2 separate regions of the Homo sapiens genome follow, and region 1 is linked to region 2. Evidence: chromatin contacts called from ENCODE Hi-C data. All regions are on one chromosome and are shown on one strand. The core of a region is the stretch at or near the end of the contact, and the rest is flanking DNA. Distances in the headings are between cores, read along the strand shown.

What was found. A loop is a pair of places that touch in the nucleus more often than their neighbours do. Pooled maps may share reads with other maps.
Region 1: a loop to region 2 is called in a map of Calu3, with 9 times the contacts of the local background. The contact joins the promoter of DDX1 here to the enhancer-like site in region 2. A Hi-C loop is called at or near these places in 3 of 168 maps with a recorded cell type or tissue (Calu3, IMR-90 and heart left ventricle), 3 of 37 single-sample maps with no recorded cell type and 9 of 50 pooled maps.

What each region holds. Positions count from the first base shown.
Region 1 is chr2:15,589,561-15,593,122 of GRCh38, reverse strand. DDX1 (DEAD-box helicase 1) reads right to left here and starts at 1,255. Exons shown (of 26, transcript NM_004939.3): 1 at 1,174-1,255. The coding sequence starts at 1,189. It overlaps LOC124905975 (a long non-coding RNA gene), which reads left to right and starts at 1,354. Exons shown (of 2, transcript XR_007086224.1): 1 at 1,354-1,663; 2 at 1,791-3,562. RefSeq lists an enhancer at 1,157-1,216.
Region 2 is chr2:14,421,202-14,424,790 of GRCh38, reverse strand. No RefSeq gene overlaps it. Among named protein-coding and RNA genes, the nearest start is that of LINC00276, 22 kb to the right of the region's middle. Within about 2 kb of position 1,475, at least 2 of the 41 ENCODE cell types and tissues checked have a DNase peak (open chromatin) inside an H3K27ac peak, as active enhancers do.

The sequences.
Region 1 (3,562 bases), core at 6-2,505, 1.2 Mb before region 2:
TGGTGAAACCCCCGTCTCTACTAATAATACAAAAATGAGCAGGGCATGGTGGTAGGCGCCTGTAATCCCAGCTACTCAGGAGGCTGAGGCAGGAGAATTGCTTGAACCTGGGAGGTGGAGGCTGCAGTGAGCCAAGATCACACCATTGCACTCCAGCTGGGGCGACAGAAGGAGACTACATCCCCCCACCCCCCCATTCTCCCCCCCAAAAAAGAAAAAAAATATCTTACATGACTGGAGATATGGAATTCCTAATATTCTTACAGAAGAAAACTAAAAAATATAAAATACTACATCTGAAGTCATCTTAAAAAGTTAATAACATTAAAGGACATTAGGCCTAACGTGATACATTTATATAGCAATAAACGTTACATAAGTGCTACATAAATGTATCACGTTTAGCGCATTTAAGGCTGATTACAGCTTCCTAAAACTGGATGCCTAACAGGAGGATGATAAAGCAAGAGGCGAAAATATCAACTGTAGGGTTCGATAAGCCATATCAAATCATATTTGGAATAAAGGAGGGTAGCAGACGGCAAATAAATATGAATTTTCCAAACTTATGTTGGACTGGTGCGTACGTTAATGAAAATGCTTTCCCTTTAGCTTCAACACTGAACATTAATGTTGATATAACAACGTTTAAGAACAAATAAAGATCAGGTTTATGCCTGGGACGTTTTGGAAGGGCCTGAAAAAACTGGACAGAGGCAGGATCGTCATTTTTCCCCAATGACTCCTCCCCACGCCGTCTCGCCTCTCTGCCTGGCCAAGCCCAGATGAGCCGCGGGCAGAAAAGGGTTCCCAAAGGGTCACTGCCACGTTAAGAGGCAGGAGGCCCAGGCGTCTGGGAGCCGCCAGAGCAACGCCGCCGCCTAGATTTTGCAGCCGAAGGTGCACTGGCAGGAAAGCCAAGTGGAGACTGGTAGAAGGGAAAGGGCAGGGGGAGGGACGTTCCGGCCCGCTCCTGGGAAGAATCGTCCTCCGAACCCGAGCCGCGGCCGCCCCTGATCCCGCAACGCGGGTCCATCAGGGACTGCAGCGGACAGCGCCCTTCTGTCTCCCTGACCCCTGTCCGCTCCCGCCCCTTTAGCTCTCCGCGGGCGGCCCCAGGGCTGAGGCGTGCAACAAGCCGCCCCACCACCCCCAGAGTTTCCACAAACGCACCGGAGAAGGCCGCCATCTTCACCCCGTCCTCCGCGGCTTCGCCTGCTCGCTCCCTCCCTCCCGACTGACACGGCGTGGCAGTGGCGGCGCGCGCTTCCGGCCCCTGGTCTTCGGCGTTCGGAGTCCGGGCAGGGACTCAGCCCCGGGAGAACGGTTCCGATGGAAGGAAAGGCCCGCGCCGGCCCCGCCTTATGCGCCTGCCGCTGAGCGGACCTCTGGGACCTAGGGCTTCTGGACGCCGCCTTCGTTCTGGGCACCATGTGTTCGGAGCACACCACGCGGTATCAGGGTCACAGCTACAGAGAAGGAAGCAGATGTTTGGTGATTAGGGTCATCCAGTGGGCTCAGGCTGACACCACACCGTGCCCTCCCCACTCAGTCCCCCAGCTTTCCAAAGGTGAGCAGGGCCTTGGTGTGTGAATGACCCGGAGAGATGGACTGGATTCATTGCCCTGAGCACCAATGCCAGTGAGTGCCTGGCAGCCAGTAGGTATTTGTTACATTTTTTTTTTAAACTAAGTAATGATTTAGGTCTCCCTCCCTTCACCCATGTTTGATGTCGCTTTTATAATTTCGGGTTTGACTTCCATGCAATTTTAACTCCTTTCTCTTTGCAGAGAGATGGGGAAAGTAAATGAGGAATCCTCCCAACCAGACACTCACTCTGTCAGGAAGGTATTAGAATCTTTAGATGAGGACTCTAAAATTCGGGAAAGTTAAGTCACTTATCTAAAGACACATATCTACCGAATGGCAGCGTGGGATCTGAGCCACATCTGCGCAATGCGAGGGCGCGTGCTGTGCTATCTGTAGCCTGCCCCAGAGTGTCATGGAGAAAAGTGGAACCCTCAGGCAAGATAGAATAGGGTTGCAGCGGCCGGGCGCGGGGGCTCACGCCTGTAATCCCAGCACTTTGGGAGGCCGAGGCAGGCGGATCACGAAGTCAGGAGGTCGAGACCATCCTAGCTAACACGGTGAAACCCCTTCTCTACAAAAAATACACACACACACACACACACACACACACACAGAAGAAGCCGGGTGTGGTGGTGCATGCCTGTAGTCCCAGCTACTCGGGAGGCTGAGGCAGGAGAATCGCTTGAACCCAGGAGGCGAAGGTTGCAGTGAGCCGAGATCGCGCCACTGCACTCCAGCCTGGGTGACCGAGCGAGACTCCGTCTCAAAAAAAAAAAAAAAGAAAAAAGAATAGGGTTGCAGCTACTCCGGAGGCTGAGGCATGAGAATCACATGAACCTGGGAGGCGAAAGCTGCAGTGAGCTGAGATCGTGCCACTACACTCTAGCCTGGGCGACAGAGGGAGAGTCTGTCTCAAAAAAATAAAAAATAAAAAAGATAGAATAGGGTTAGAAGTACAGAGTTGGGAACCATATTCTGAGTTTGGATTCTAGGTCTGCCACTTGCTTGCTGTGTGACCTTGAACAAGTCATGAAGCTTCTTTGGGCTTCAGTTTACTTACCTGTGAAATAGGGATGAACAATAGTACCTTTCTCATATGATAGTTATGAGGATCAAATAAAATACATAAAGCATCTAAAATAGTGCATAGCACATGGTGACAATATAACTAGCTCTGTTATTACTATTACATGTAACAGGATTCACCTGAAGCTCCAAAGGCCCAGGACAATACACTCAGCCCTGCAGCTTTACACTTCCAGGGGGCACTATTCACATTATATTCTCTATTCTTGTTATATTTTGTCTAAATAAGACCCTGAGAGTTATGCAGTGTACCAGTTTTGAATGGATACCAAGTACCCCCACATTCCAAGGAGAGATACAAGACCCATATTATGCAGGACTTGCCAAAGGGAAATCTGAAATCTAATTTTTGTGCCTTTTGCCAATGCCCACCTTTAAAGTGTGAAAAATCGGCTGGGCATGATGGCTCATGTCTATAATCCCAACACCTTGGGAGGCTGAGGCAAGGGGATCACTTGAGCCCAGAAGTTCAAGACCAGCCTGGGCAACATAATGAGACCCCCATCTCCAAAAAAAATTAAAAAATAGTTGGGCATGGTGCACACCTGTAGTCTCAGCTACTTGGGAGGCTGAGGTGGGAGGATCTCTTGAGCCTAGGAGGTGGAGGCTGCAGTGAGCTATGATGGTGTCACTGTACTCCAGCCTGGGTGGCAGAGCAAGACCCTGTCTCAAGGAAGAGATAAAGTATGAAAAAATTAAAGATGCAAATTAAGAGAAAAGATTTCTGTGAAAAGAATGCATTTCAGGGAAATACTCTGAGAACTTTTGATCTGAGAGTTTGGGAAGCGTAAGGACTGCTCTGAGAAGCCGTCCCTAGGAGGACCTGAGGTGGCAGGGCAGAAAAAGAGACAGAGAGAAGGAGAGAGAAGCCTGCTGCAGGAGTTAA
Region 2 (3,589 bases), core at 226-2,725:
GTTCAGCTTGAATTGTCATCGAAGAGTAGTAGGGAATATATCTGAGAAACAATAAAACTCATTTCTATAGACTGAGCAACAGAGGGTTACTGCCTCCGTGCCATAAACTTCTAAGAACCAATTTATGAAGTCATTGTTAAAGATTAACTTGTAGTTACCACTAGAGTCATTTATGACTTCTCTTTTTTAGGGCTTTAAGTCTCAGCTTTACAGATAATTGAATGGTGGAATGATGACGAGAAAAATTCACAAGCAATATATATTTCAGTTAATATTTAAAATTATTTTTCTCTACATGAGAAAGTTGTCTAAATGCTATCCCAAAATTACTATTTTCTAAAAATCTAGCATTTTATTCCTGCCAGCTTTACACAGTGTAGTACAGAGGTAGGGGTTGAGAAAAGCATTTTTCTGGAGATATTTTTATCATGGTCTTTGGAGATATCCTATTAACTTTTTTTGTTCTTATTCAACTAGCAAATTGTTACCAGATTAGTTCATCTTGCACAGAGTTTGCAGAGAGCCAGGCTTACCCTCACTGCCTCTTCAGATGACTACCATAAACTTTTAAGATTTATCATCTGCTCCTTAGATAATTGCAACAGTAAACTAAGAAGTCTCTTCATCCCTCTTCCAGATTTGTTCCTTCTAAAACAGTTCCTATATTTCTACCTGAGAAATTTCCTCAACTTATCTTATCTTTATCTGTGTTTTAAACACAGAAGTTAATGCTCTCTATTGTAAAATCAAGTTTCAGCTTTTTATTCTAAAATATTATTGTAATTGTCCAGCATGTTCTTTTTGCCTGCTGCAGAAAAAAAGCCAATACATGGCGATAGTAGCATTGCCGCAGAGAAAAAGTTCAATTACCACAAGGTGTCTGGGCAGGAGGATAAGAGCTATTTCTCAAATCCATCTCCCTGAGAGCTTAGAGGCTAGAGTTTAAAAGAATGATGTGGTGGGCAGGGGGCTAGGGAATGGGTGCTGTTTATTGGTTAAGGATGAAATCATAGATGTATCCGAATTGTCTTCATGTACTGAGTCAATTTCTAGGTAGGGGTCACTGGACCATTTGAGTCAGTTCCTTGGTATGACTCATGGGTTCAGGTGGCCTTGGTTGGTCTGCTTGAATGCAAACATCTGAAAAATATCTCAAAGACCAAACTTAGGTTTTGACAATATGGCTGTTATCTATAGGAACAATTGGGGAAGTTACAAATCTTGTGACCTCCAGCTACAAAACTCCTAGCAGTAATCAAGATAGGGAACAATGGCTGGCTATCACTTAACTATGTTTATAGCTTAGCAGAATTCAAGCCCCTATCATAATTTTAAACTTGTGACCTTTCATCAGTTTTTACAAAGGCAGTTTCATTCCCCAAACAAGGAGAGTTAGTTTCAGGAAGGAGCTATTATCGTCCTTCCTTTAAAGTGTAAACTAAATTCCTCTGGTAGTTAGCTTGGCCTGTGCCCAGAAATGAGCAAGGGCTATTAACTTGTAAGGTTATAAGCAAGATGGAGTCAGCTGTGTTAGATTTCTCTGCCATAATCTTTGCAAAGTTAGTTTCTTTCTTTATATTCAGGCACTTGTCTACCTCTTTATTTTCCTTTCTCACTTCCAGCCTAGTAATTGTCATAACAGTCATTTTCCTTCTACTAATACTGGCACATCAAGGGCAAATACAGTATCATTTTCAAGACTTTATTCTCACAGCCTGGCACAGTGCTTGGAAGATAGTGAGGATGCAACTAAACAGAGTTCTAGTTCTTTTATATTTCCTATCTTTTTTCAGACATAGTCAATCAAGTAAAATATAGAATTTCATAATTACTTGAAAGAATGATGATATGATGTATCCTTCCACAATGAACGTACCTAATTTTGGAGGTTCTTGAACATTTTGAGCCTCTGTTGTTTGCTTAGTGAGTTAGGTCGGAATTTTAAAGCAAAGGAAGGCAGCAAATAAAATGAGGCCAGATTCAAAGAAATCTATCTTAAGACTAGAGGGTATTTAAGTTAAATAATTTTTAAAAATGCAGTCAATGCCCCTGTTCACTGGCGATTTAATGTATATTACTCATTACTAGGATTATGCTAGAGGGCAGAAATAACTGTTGAAAGTTACAGAAGTCGCAGAACTGACATTTTTTTACCATAACTTTCTTTTGTCTCACATCTGGTGGGTGACTAAGATAGGATGTCCTGAGGCATCTTTCTTCATCCAAAGCGTGTTTTTAATCCATCATCCTACAGAATTAGTTACAGGAGAAGTTCAAACCCCTACCGTCCAGGGTCTCTGTTGGAGAGCTACATCTACATTTATGGACCTAGACAGTAGCCAGCCATGATGAACTAAACTTCTGAGACCATGGAGTAAGGGAATGACTACCATGTGGATGAGACAGAAGGCATACTGAAGGTGAGGCTGTGGCTAAGGTGAAAAAGAAGATTATTTGGCAGTGGAAGAAGCCTAATAACTGAGGGAAGATACCATAAGACAGTGTGTGTATGTGTTTTTAAAATAGTCTTCATTTTTTGGAACAGTCTTAGATTCACAGCAAAATTGAGCAGAACGTACAGATTTTCTGCATATCATCTTCCCCCACCCAGATATAACTTCCTCCATTATCAATGTCTGGACAAGGGTGGTACGTTTGTTATAACTGGTGAACCTACATGGACATGTCTTAATCACTCAAAGTCCACATTTTACATTAGGGTTCACTCTTTGTTTTATATATTCTGAGTTTGAACAAATGTACAGTGACATATATTAACCATTATCGTATCATAAAAATTAGTTTCACTGCTCTAAAAATCCTCTGTGTTCTGCCAATTCATTCCTTTCCCTAATCTCTGGCAAACGTAGAATTTTTTTTGCCATCTCCATAATTTTGCCTTTTCTAGATGTCATATACCTGGAAATGTACAATAGTGATCTTTTCAGATTGACTTGGCTAACTTAGTAGCATGAATTTAAGTTTCCTCCATGTATTTTCTTGACATGATAGCTCATTTCCCTTTAGCATTGCATAATATTCCACTATCTGGATGTACCACAGTTTATTTATTCATCAAACTACTGAAGGATGTCTTGGTTGTTCAAATTTTGACACGTATGAATAAAGCTGCTATAAACATTTGTGTAGACATAAGTTTTTAACTCCTCTGGGTAAATATCAAAGAGCATGATTGCTAGATTTTATGGTAAGAGTATGTTTAGCTTTGTAAGAAACAGCCAAACTGTTTTCCAAAGTGGATGTACTATTTTGCATTCCTACCAGCAATGAATGAGAGTTTTCGTTGCCCTGCATTCTTTCTAGGGCTGGTAGTGTCAATGTTCTGGATTTCAGCCATTCTAAATCCAGTAAGAAAGTGTTTTGATGCTGTTTGTGTGGTTGTAAGGAGCTCACAGAATTTTGCAAAGTGAGTGAGTCTTCCTCTTCCTGCCACCTGCTCCAGCCTCTCTCCTGTTCACATTAGGCAGGAGAAGCAAGGCTTGGATCTTTCTTTTCTATACCTTGCTGTTTTTGGTCTCTGGAAGGTCTAAATTTGGTTTCAGATCTCTTCATTTCCTTTCCCAGAGCA